3 separate regions of the Homo sapiens genome follow, and all the other regions are linked to region 3. The links are chromatin loops, found by intact Hi-C in ENCODE. Cell type or tissue: OCI-LY7. All regions are shown on one strand.

Region 1 (4,000 bases), 82 kb before region 3:
GAAGCAGCCGGCAACCCCAAAGCATATGGTGCAACTTTTCGTGGCTCTGAATTACCTCCTCAGCATTTAGAATCCTGGCCCAGCCTAGCAGCTTCCTTCTGGTCGTCAGAAGTGATATAGTCACAGTTTTGACAGGTGGGGGTTGGGACAGCCATATGTTGCCTCCCGATGTATATATATAGAACAGCCACTACACACAGAGAATGGTGTAGTATTATGCAATGAGATGAAACATAGCACCAACTTGCGGACTGTGGCATTTCCCCCAGATTTGGAAATTGCAGTGGTGAGGGGCTTAGCTGGCCTTTCTCAGCTCAGAGTTAGTCCATTTAGCACAGAGCACAGGGCAGCTACTTCTAATGGTGGGCGGTCCAGGGCACCTGTGAGGAGGGGAGCGGTGAGGCTGCAGGAGCCCTGCTGGGCTTTTAGCTGGCTGATCTCCAGGCTCGGATCGGCAGATCTTGAATCCCCCAACCGTCCTTTCTTTCACAAGCTCATCCACAGCAGTGCTTTTCAATATTAACCAGGAATATCTGAGTCTTCTCAGACAAGATATTTATTTGTTGGTGTGGATTTTTTTTTTCTTAACTACTGTTGATCAGTTCAACTTTTCCCCCTTTAAGAGATCATGGGGTTGCCGGGCGCAGCCCTCCAGCTTCTCCTCCTCCTCCTCTGAAGGAGGCACCTCTGCCAGCTGCGTCCTTGGGAACCAGGGCCTGCAGCACCAGGAACCCAAAAGAAGCCATCTTGCAAATGTCAGGGTATTTGGCTCCAGAGGCCATGATGTGTTTGGGGTCAGGAAAGATAGAATCCCTTTCTAAATATTGTTTATCAAGAGGATTTGTCTTCTCCATGCACAGCCTATTGGAGGCAGAGGAAGGCAGGAGGGAGGTAGCTGGTGAAACTGGTGGATGGAAGTAATGTTAGGATTACAGTTTTGCTCTCGGGCTGAGGGACAGATTCTCCCAGACTTGCCTTCTGCAGCATAGGGGGTCCCTGACCTGGAGGAAGGCCAGATACCCAGGCTTCATTGAAAGGATAGTGGTCTGGGGGTGTAAACGAACACTCTCTCTGCCCATTTTTCTCATATATGATGAGGGCAAGGACAGGTGCCAGAGTTTATACAGGCACGGCGTGACCCACCAGTATGCACAGCTTCTGATAGGAAGTCTTAGAAAAGCACCGCCTCACCGCCTCCAGCTGGAGCCATGCTGTGAAATCTCTCTCCCTGGCAAATGTGCGTGGAACACACACACACACAAACATGCACGCATGCGCTCACGCACCCAGCATTAGAGTCAAACTTGAATGTCAAACTCTTCTTTCCCCTTCTAGTTCATGGCAGGAAGGGAAAGCTTACCTGAGATCTCAGTGACTCTCCAGCTATTTTGGGTAATTTCTGATTTGAGTTGGGATTGGTTTTTAAACACAGGCCCTAATCTGGGGTGAAGCCAGTGAAGCAGCGCTGGCCAGGAGAGACGTCAGTCTTGCTAAATCCTGAAGGTGGGTTCCTGTGAAAACCATGCTTTCAGGATTCACTGTGACTGTCAGGCCAGCCCAGTGAGTGCCCCCCATCCAACCCATGGTTGCGGTCACAGTGAAGGGATTGCCCACGCAGGGGCGCACGTGTTCTCTAGGGCAGGGCCCTCTGACAGGACCTGGAAATAAAATCCACATTTATCCCTTTAAAAAAGGGAACGATTAAAAGGCATCCAATTAGAGGTGTTACCTAGGCAACAGGAAATAACTTGGGGATCAGAGCCATCCAGAGAGGGAAGAAGAGATCCCCATGATAGAGGCATCTAGACAGTGAGGACTTGATCTGCGGGCAAAATAACAGCCTACCCACAGGAAGTGAGCCCCAGCAACAGTACAGCAGCCTAAAACCCAGGCATCAAGACTGTGTGAGCTAGACAGGTCTAAAGAAACCTCCAGGCAATCCCCCGCCCAGCGTGCAGGACTACACAGAATCGTGGTCTCCATGGGAGGAACCAGGACCCACCTCCAGAGAAGAAAAACTCAAAATGTTTCTTGGCAGTCTTCTCTGTTGGCGGTGCTTCCTAGACTCTATCCTAAGTTGCTTATGCTGCAGCCTCAGCTGTTTTTACTTGTTTTCCTATGCTTTGGTTTTGGAAAGAGGCAATTGGAGGCAGCTTGAGCAATCTTCTAAAGGAATGGTAAGCATGGTTTCAAGGGGCAGGAAAATGAGACCCTTCCTCTTCCCACCTCCCAACTTCCCAGAGAAACGCCAGTCCTCCAAGGTACAATGGCAGCTCAGGATCCAGTGGCACATGTGTATTTTTGCCTATGTTCCCCTGTCCCCATCCCCCAATCCAGTCTCAGTCACACTGCCATGATACATCACACCATCATCCTTCATCTCAGGCCAAAGGGCTCAGCGCCCCAGACGACAGGGACTGCTTCCCTGAAGCAGGGATGTGGTTCTCCCATCATTTCAGGAACAGTGACATTGATAGGGATGCCTTTCTTTGGTGCAGGTTCTTCTGAACCTCAGGCCAAGAAAGAGCTCCATTCCCTCAGATGCTGTGGCCTCTCTCACTGTCTTGGGGGTCTCCAGTTTGCACACCACTGGTAGCTCACTGTAGCCTACAATTTCCTCATGCTCCAGGATTTGCTTCCTAACCTTAGGCCTGGACTTACCCATCATGCCGGTGCTGTGGGGCTCCCTTAAAGTTTGAATGAACTCCAAGAGGCCCTCACCATATGACTGTGGCCACAGAGAATCCAGAGTCTTGGCTAGCAGCCTTCTCAGAGCTGAGGAGAAAGGTAAAGAAGCCACCCTGGGTGTCCTAGCTTGCTAAAGCCAGGTGGTCAGGCCTTTGTGTCCTCTGAATGAAGCAGTGCCTCCAGGCCTGGAGAAGGCATCAGAAGGCTTAGGCAATCTCAGGCTCTCATTTTGTGGAAAATGCCAGACAGCCCTGGGCATTTGCACAGCATCATGCATATATGTATATATATATACACACACACATACACACCAGCCTTACAAAGAGCTACTAACCCTTTTCCCCAAGGAAAAGTCTCAGTCTGGGCCACTTTAAGAAGAAAGATTTCCCATTTTTAACTCTCTAGAGATGTACCAGGGCCTGGAAAATCCCTCTCTGCCTTGGGGGAGTTTTATGTACAATTTGCATGTATTCAGGTTTCACACAGAAGCCAGCATCCAAACCCAAGCCAAACCCTGGAAAATAGCTGCTAAATTGACCCAGGATCCTCCGTCCTTCAGACAGGCCTCCCAGCAGACCCCCTCTTCCTGTGGACTCTGGGGTGAGGGATGACTGAGCCCTCATGGCCAAAGGAGAAGCTTCTGGGGAACTGAGGCAGACGGCAGCCCAGTCAGGCAGAGACCATAGGAGCGACGGGCCCTGTGGTTCGATCTTACTGTAACTTTTTACATTCTTAAAAAACAAAAAGCACAATTCCACATACACACTGTCTGGAAAGCACAGCCAGACAGCCAGCCTAGGGCATCTGAGTCCAGAAGAGGCGCTGGGGCTTTATCTGTTGCAGGGTTCTTGTATTGTTGTATAATGTGCTGGTGGTGACTCAAGGCTCCTCACTTTGTAGGGTGGAGAGGGAGGGAGGGAGGGCCTGCTGAGGCCATTCCTGACCCCCAGGGTGGGCTCATCAGCATGGACTTGGGGCCTGGACTCTTGCCCCTGAAGCAGCTCTGGCACTTTCAGGCACCCCAGAGCACAATTGCTACACCTTCCACGCTAGTCTCATGCATTGAGGATTTCTGCACTCGGACCTGGCCCCAAACCCTCTTCCCCTTCCCCTTCTTCCCTAAGGAAGCTCCCCCTTGCTTTACAAATCATTTTTTATGCTATCTGTTCTCTCAGGAGGGGGCTAGAGCATGCGGGACAAGCCTGCAGGGTTTCTCAAACAATACATCTATTTTTCTGAGCAGCATTCCAAGAGAGGACTTGAAGGGTGTTTAAATTAACGATGAATAAAATGCAGCCTGCCACCCCTCTGA
Region 2 (4,000 bases), 220 kb before region 3:
GCTGACAGTTCCCCTTCAGCCCCACAGTTCAAGAAGGAGGGACACCTCCCCTAGTTCCCAGGCTCTCAACTCTTCATGTGCTAGATCCACCACTGTTTCGGCATTTATGCAGCCTAGACTTCCTCTAGCATGGCCCCTCACCCTCAGGGAGATGGCCCAGGAGCAAGGCAGAGCATGGTCAAATGCACAGAGAAGGGTCCACTCCGTGAGGGTCAGGGAGTCAAGAAAGGCTTTCCTGGGAGACGCACTGGCGTTGGCCTCCAAGGACAGGTGGGATTGCATGGGGAGAGACTGGCACAACAAAAGTTTTTTTTTTCATGCCAACTACTTTGGTCAAACAAAACATTTTAGAAAAACATTTTATGAACTGTTATCTGCTAGGCAGTGTGCTAAGTACTTTATATAAGCTGTCTCATTGGTTCTCACAACAACACTCTGAGGTAGGAGCGATTCCTTTTTTACCAGTGAGGGAACAGAGGCCCAGAGGAGTTAAGTTTGTCCAAGGCCACACAGCTAGTAAGCAGTACAGCCAGGACTTGAAGCCTGGTCCCTGATGACACAGCTCATACTCTTAACACCTCAGTCAGATATAAGAGCGGTGGAGTGGACGCTCCATTCCTGCGCCCTATACTTTTTTGAGTCCCCCAAGAAGGGCACAGAGGGCTCTCTGGGCTGCAGGGCTGCTGAGAGGTGATGAAGGCCACACCTCAGCCTCCAGCCAGACCTGCACCTCCAGATCGGAGGCATTTGGGCAGCAGTCTTGTTGCTGAGCCTCCAGGAAAGTAGATCCACAATTCCAAAGCAGGCCTTGCAGACATAAAGAGTTATTCTGCCATAAGAGGGTTCCGTGGCCAAATGAACTCGGCGACACTAGTGTGAACAAAGCTCATTGGGTTTACTTCCCACAGGACTTCCCAGAACCTGAATCTGCTAATGGGCCTTGTCAATTTCCAAGAAGACATAGAATAGTGTATTTCCCTACCTCCTCCGACCACCAGAGCCCTTCAGTCCATGTCCTTTCCTTTGGAGTACTTACTTCTTTTGGTTCTGCCTTTGATTTGAGTGGTATGTCAACCCCCTTGATAATTACAGCCTGCTGTAGGTGTGCTGGGGTGGGATTATCACTTTAAGGCCACAACCTTAAAGGGAAACCAGGCCCCCTGGGAGAATGTCATGCTGGCAGCAGTGGCTGGAGAGAGAGGCCCTTGAGGGAAAGGTAGAACTCAAGGAACCAGAGACAGGACTACCTGGGGAGTCTCCTTCGTTGCATCTTTTCTGTGCCAGCACCCCTTCTCCAGCCTTCTGGTATCAAACCTCAATCAGGTCAGTCCTGACGTGTGCTCACCAAACGTCATATCTCCTAAACTGGGGGTCACTTGGCCAGCAGCAGAAGTGTGCAGTCGTGGAGGCTACCTCCTTGCTCTAGCCCACTTGTGTACACTTTCCCTTCATTGTGGAAGGCCCTGCTGTGAGGAGCCACGCTTCAGAGAAGCCCTCACCTTTGCCATTTCGGAGGTATTTGCATATTTAAACTTAGCTGGAACTGCGGACTGAGAGCCTTTGCCCCACAAGCAAAGCAGCAGCTGGAAGGAAGGAGAGGCGGTCCTTGCAGGTGCTCTCAAAAGCCCTCTTCACAGGCGACCAATGGTTTTCAAGCCACTCACACAGCCCTTCTCAACTTGACTGTACATAAGACACACTTGAGAACCTTTAAAAACGACCTCTGACCCTGTAACCACCTCAAATTAAATTAGAATCTCGGGTCTCAAGCATCAGTAATTTGTGAAATCTCCCCAAGTGATTCTAATGTGCTCCCAGGGAGGCAAACTGCTGCTAGAGCCCAGCTCCTCAAAGTGCAGCCTGGGACCAGCAGCCCCCAGGTGTGGTTGGAAATGCCCCCAGGCCTACTGAATCAGAGCCTGCATTTTAATGACCCCCCCCCCGATGACTCATCTTCCCGTTAGAGTTCTAGGGCCTTGTTACCATCACCTGTGTCAGCATCTAGCTGCAGTGGCAAGCGTGTTGGGCCACGATTTAACCCTTTCTTGCCCCTTCCTACTGATCACCCCGGAAAGCTCGCTGGCCCTCGCTCTGTGTCTTGGCTTCCTTATCTGTTGTAAGGAACATGGCTGTGCTTTGGTCAAGGTTAGGCCAAGGTAGGATGTTTACATCCCACGTGACTCAGCATAGACCGCAGGCGTATAACTCCACTTGTTATCACAGCCATGTAGCTATAACGTGGGAACGTCATCACTTGGCTCTATGCCACTATTGTCTGTAAAAGGTACAACTGCCCTGTTGACCCTGTGCAGGTGCGCTGGTGCCCAGAGAAAGAGACAGAGCCAGAGATGTCCGTTTTTGGAGACGGACGGGGAAAGCCAGGACACAGCTTGGCCCCCTAGTGCCCAGAGAGTGAAAGAGTTAAGCTGCTGACCCTGAAGGCAGGGGAGAGCCGGTCACACAGCTGTATGTGGGAGCTGCCAGCTGAAGCAGCCCAGACAAGGCAGACAGTGTGAGAAAGCTGCTGATGTGAGCTGCTGCTGAATAAAATCATTCACCTGCCTACAGTCCCCTGAATGTTCTTTCTGCTCATCCACCCACTCCTTCTGGACCTCAACATGACCTTTGGCATAGTCGTGAACCTGACATCTGTAATATGTAGTCGTTGGACAAAGTGAGTCCTCGCTCTGCCGTCACCACCACCATCATCATCACCTCTCATTGAGGGCCTACTATGTGCAGCCAGGCTCTGAACTAGGTCTGTCCATGCTCTGCCTGAGTCTCTTCAGCTGTCCAGTGGGGACACAGGCATGCCTTGCTCAGCACTGTCCTCGTGCACAGAGCTCACGGCACTGAGGCTGAACCATGCAGCGTGAACTGTGCACCTCCCAGCCTGGCTCTTTTCCCCTCGCTACATCTTTCATTCCTCTCTTTAAAATCTTGTGCTTCTACTGAAGGTCTTTGTTTCCCAGCAAATATTTTGCAAAGGACAAACAAACAGAGCATTATTTTATGGTTTAAAGGGACGACTATGACAGTGTAAGGGCTATGAGTTTCAAGTGGATGTGGGAGTGTGCTCTAGGTCTCACATCCACTTGAGACCCACCTCCCTGCCTTTAGCCCCATAGGAAAGAATGGAGGGAAGAGGGGATGGCCAACAATCCCCTAATGGTATGCCAATCGTGAGCAATAAGTGACGTTGTCAGGACAGAGCTGCACAGAGGTCCCGATATAAAGATCTCAGTAGCCCTGATTCATATAAAGCCCCCTCCCCCAGCATCCTTCAATAAGTAGGATAAGTTTATAATAACCCAGACTCCAAGGTGTTCATGCAAGCTGGTTGTAGACAGTTGCCCTTTTCTGCCCTACATCCAATCCAACTTCCATAGGATTGAAGATTCCTTCTCTAGAACTCTTTATGGGCACATTGTAGGCTGAAAAGGACACCCACTTTTTTCCACCTCCCTGATAGTCAAGGTGCCAGCTATGATCCAGGCCTTACTTTGGGGATCTGGGCAGGAGGGTTATTAATTCTGGAGTGAGTAATATAAAAAAGCAGGCACAGAGGAGGCCCCTTAGGCCCACGAGGTGGCTGAGGGGGCAACGGGATGACAGTTTGCGGTGACAGGTCATCTGGCGTTGACAGGTATCCAGCATGGGATGTGGCCAGGCTGCCCATGGTAAGATCCAGCGTCTGAAGCTGTGTGGTCCTCACCTTCTCATTCCTGGGGAGTGATTTGTGCTTCTGGCTGCCTTCTCTTCCCTTGGTTCCCACCTGATTTCTGAGCTTCATGCTTCAAATTTACGGCAATTCTGTGAGCTACCCACACCCCCAAATACTTTCTAGATTACTTTTTCTGCTTAAATCTGCTGAAACGAAGACTCTGACGGAAGCTCACATTAACTGAGAAAGTGTACGAGAAAGCACTTTGTAAAGTACCCGGAAAATGTTCGTTGTCAATATCCAAGATCTCCCTCTAGGCAGAAAATCCTCACAGAC
Region 3 (4,000 bases):
CCTAGTGTTGCCTAGGGATTTGTGCATAAGCAAACTCAAAATTTACATTATGCTCAAATTGTTCCCTAATATACCACCCACATTGGAACAAATCTGTTTTCAAAACAAGAGTTACAGCGGAACAGTGTATAATTTGGTTTAAAGACTGAAACAACCTATATCAAAACAATAATGACTACATCTGGATGGCATGATAATGATCTACAAAGAACTTATATTGCTTTTATAAACTGATGAAGATGAGATTTAAAGAACATATTTCCAACATACAAAATCCAACCAAACCTTAAATAGTAGCCTTCATAGGCTAAGGGTTTTTTAAAAAGGCTAAGTAACGCAGATTCTTTTTATCATCTCCCTTTGCAGAAATGCCAAATAAATCACTTTTATATTCTTATTCTCCATTTAGAAGGAAAGCACACAAACAGGTAAAAAATGTGATTATTATACTAATGTACTGTTATTTAGGGTCAAGGGCAATGGAGATAAACACTTCTACTCTGCATGAGAAGAGCAGAGAAGCTCACAGAAAAGGTGACATTTGAGTTCAATCTTGGAAAAATGAGTAGGGGTTCATCACATGGACAAGGACATTAAAGACAGGAAAACACGCATAGAAGCATAAAAAGGCATGGCATGTCTGGAGACTAGCAGTACTATACTGAGACAGAAGGTGTAGGTGAGGGAGTGTGGGGGAAGCTGAACAGGGAAGCAATGGCCAAGCCACGTGAAGAAATGGGGCCGTGTCCTGAAGATTATGGGAAGCAATTAATGTGTTCTGAACTAAAGAGGTAATGTGCTCTGAATTGATGACATGACCAGATGAGCTAACAAAGACTACTACCACTTCAATGAAGAAGATGCATAGACCATGGGGGGCAGGGGAATAGCAAATGTGAGGTACTTAAGGAGTGTATTAAACAGAAACAGATGATAACTGGGTATCAGGAAAGGGAAGGGTTATGCATCTCAGTATTGTAGCTGTTATAATAAAATTCATCAATAAAAAAATCTGAGGCTGGGAGTGGTGGCTCATGCCTATAACCCTGTACTTCGGGAGGACGAGGTGGGCAGATTGCTTGAGCCCAAGAGTTCGAGACCAGCCTGGCAACATGATGAAACCCCCATCTCTACAAAAAATTTTAAAAAATTAGTTGGGAATGATGGTGCATGCCTGTAGTCCCAGCTACTTGGCAGACTGAGGTGAGAGGAACACTTGAGCTGAGCCCAGGAGGTCAAGGCTCCAGCACTCCAGCCTGGGTGACAGAGTGAAACCCTGTCTCAAAAAAAAATAAAGATACCTCGGTAAATTGTTTTAAGCAGTATCAGAAATTTGCCCTAACCGTAGAATACTGTTATTTTAAGTTTTGTCCCAGCTTTTTTAGTTTTAAGAGACATAAGGAATATGGGAGGCCAAGTATACCTTTTCGGAAATTAGCTATCTCTTAGTGGAGAAAGATTTAAAAGAGCCGTAATCACTCAATGTGAATCTACTTTCTAAACGGCTGCTGCCCTCTACTGTCTCTCTGAATTCACTTTATTTATTTATTTATTTATTTATTTATTTATTTGTCAGGAATAACATTAAGCTTAGAGTTAATCAAAAACCAAAAAAACACAAGATAGCAAGAGAGCAATACTCAATTTATAGCAATATATTAATATATTAAGAAAAAGAAAAACTTTTAAGCCATGATTTTGCTTTTAAACATAGTACCTTTGGTCTATTTTCTTGTAAAGAAACTTGGGAGACTAATTGCAAAATTAGTCTCACTTTTTACTTTCTCCTTGCAGTCAGTATGGTAAAGAGCTATACTGAGTTCTGCAAAATGCCACTGTTTTTTTGTTTTGTTTTGTTTTTTTAAAACCTCACAGAGATCCTTTAGGGAGTTCCTAATGACCAGGGTACACCTAAAATTCAACAAATGTCAAACATATTGTGTAAAAGAAAAGAACACAGCTCTGAGCATAACACATGGAAAGCAGATTTTCCCCTGTAACATTTTCCAGGCTAAGCCACTTCAAACACCTAAACTGGACATCAGCTGCAAGACCTATAATGTGAAGCATCTGATTTAGATAATGTTATGATCACCATAGGTCTATATAACTTAAACCTAACACCAGAAAAGTAGGAAATTGTTGACTTGTTGCAAACTGTCATCAAGTATATTAGACTGTGCCTATACAGGGAGGTTGGGGAAGGATGCCAAGTTACCCTCAACCCCAATCCCTAACTTCCTTAATTATCCCAGGGAGTGAGAAAGATCACCCAAGGAATGTGCAGAGCAGTACTTCTTACCTTCTGGGGGAGAGGAGGGTATTTACACACGTTTTTTGTTTCTTCCCTCTCTACCAGGAAAGACATATATCCCTTGGGATATCTGATGAAAGTTACAAATTCCCAGCCTGGCCAACATAATGAAACCCTGTCTCTACTAAAAATACAAAATTAGCCAGGTGTGGTAGCACATGCCTGTAATTCCAGGTACTTGGGAGCCTGAGGCAGGAGAATCACTTGAACCAGGAGGCAGAAGTTACAGTGAGCCGAGATCACACCACTGCACTCCACCCTGAGCCACAGAGACTCCCTCTCAAAAAATAGAAAGTTACAAATCCTTTCCCCAGAAAATATACACATACACAAAATGTTGCACAAAGTTTCAGGAAGCCTCTAAGAACTCATTCAAAGAATCCCAGCTTAGACGAGCACAATGGCTCAAATTTATCCCAGCACTTTGGGAGGCCCAGGCAGGCAGATCACTTGGAAGACAAGAGTTCGAGACCAGCCTGGCCAACATGGTGAAACCCCCATCTCTACTAAAAATACAAAAATTAGCCAGGCGTGGTGGCACATGCCTGCAATCCCAGCTACACAGGAGGCTGAGGCACAAGAATCGCTTGAACCCAGAAGGCGGAGGTTGGAGTGAGCTGAGATCGCACCACTGCACTCCAGCCTGGGCAACAAAGTGAGACTCTGTCTCCACAAAAGAAAAAAAAAAATCCCAGCTTTTCCTCTTATTAAGTGAAATGGGAGCCAAAAATAGAATTTGATAAGGTAAAGGAACACTTAAGAAAGCTAAAAAGAAGGATAAAGAGAAATAACCCATGGAACAAAAAGAAAACCAAGAATACAAAAATGTTTAACATAACCTTAGGAGAGTTTCAAGGCTGGGCATGGTGGCTCACGCCTGTAATCCTAGCACTTTGGGAGGTCCGAGGTGGGTGGATCATGAGGTCAGGAGTTCAAGACCATCCTGGCCAATGTAGTGAAACCCCATCTCTACTAAAAAAATACAAAAAATTAGCCAGGCATGGTGGTGGGCACCTGTAATCCTAGCTACTCGGGAGACTGAGGCAGGAGAATCGCTTGAACCTGGGAGGTGGAGGTTGCAGTGAGCTGAGATTGTGCCACTGCACTCCAGCCTGGGTGACAGAGCAAGACTCCATCTCAAAAAAAAAAAAAAAAAAAAAAAAAAGAGTTTCAAGATCAAAATTTTCAAGATCAGTGAACTTTCGTTAAAGACTATACCAAGGCTGGGCGCAGTGGCTCACACCTGTAATCCCAGCACTTTGGGAGGCAGAGGTGTGTGGATCACCTCAGGTCGGGAGTTCGAAACCAGCCTGACCAACATCGAGAAAACCCATCTCTACTAAAAATACAAAATTAGCCAGCTGTGGTGGCAGGTGCCTGTAATCCAGCTACTTGGGAGGCTGAAGCAGGAGAATCGCTTGAACCTGGGGAGGCATAGGTTGCCGTGAGCCGATATCACGCCATTGTACTCCAGCCTGGGCAACAAGGGCAAAACTCTGTCTCAAAAAAACAAAAAACAAAAAACAAAAAAAAAAAAAGAAAGAAAAAAGCGGGGGGACTATACCGCATTCACTGGATTTAAAAAAAAATAAAGGTCACCTAGCAAATGCCATTTCAGTACTGTGGTCAGGGCTGGAAACCAGATGAATGAATGGAAGATGGGAAGTGCACGCTTTCAGAAACCCA

The links. A loop is a pair of places that touch in the nucleus more often than their neighbours do. Peaks named below come from ENCODE experiments on the same cell type or tissue, not always from the same donor. Only the 100,000 strongest peaks of a DNase experiment are listed, where the experiment ranks them.
Region 1: a loop joins it to region 3, with 3 times the contacts of the local background. A loop is called at or near these places in 4 of 110 quality-filtered maps.
Region 2: it touches region 3 in a loop (3-fold over the local background); 2 of 110 quality-filtered maps call a loop at or near these places.

What each region holds. Positions count from the first base shown.
Region 1 is chr2:47,516,571-47,520,570 of GRCh38, reverse strand. It overlaps KCNK12 (potassium two pore domain channel subfamily K member 12), which reads left to right. Exons shown (of 2, transcript NM_022055.2): 2 at 1-4,000. It also overlaps a transcript of MSH2 not described here. Among named protein-coding and RNA genes, the nearest start is that of MSH2-OT1, 9.0 kb to the left of the region's middle. In OCI-LY7, a CTCF peak has its summit at 1,616; DNase peaks (open chromatin) are centred at 140, 1,210, 1,580, 1,860 and 1 weaker place; H3K4me3 peaks cover 1,925 bases; H3K27ac peaks cover 2,242 bases.
Region 2 is chr2:47,652,865-47,656,864 of GRCh38, reverse strand. It overlaps a transcript of MSH2 not described here. Among named protein-coding and RNA genes, the nearest start is that of KCNK12, 84 kb to the right of the region's middle. In OCI-LY7, CTCF peaks have their summits at 2,140 and 2,345; DNase peaks (open chromatin) are centred at 1,234, 1,584, 1,984, 2,404 and 2 weaker places; H3K4me3 peaks cover 3,353 bases; H3K27ac peaks cover 3,713 bases.
Region 3 is chr2:47,434,991-47,438,990 of GRCh38, reverse strand. All of the region lies in intron 7 of MSH2 (mutS homolog 2), which reads right to left. Among named protein-coding and RNA genes, the nearest start is that of MSH2, 34 kb to the right of the region's middle. In OCI-LY7, CTCF peaks have their summits at 1,312 and 1,511 (motif pointing left); a DNase peak (open chromatin) is centred at 1,500.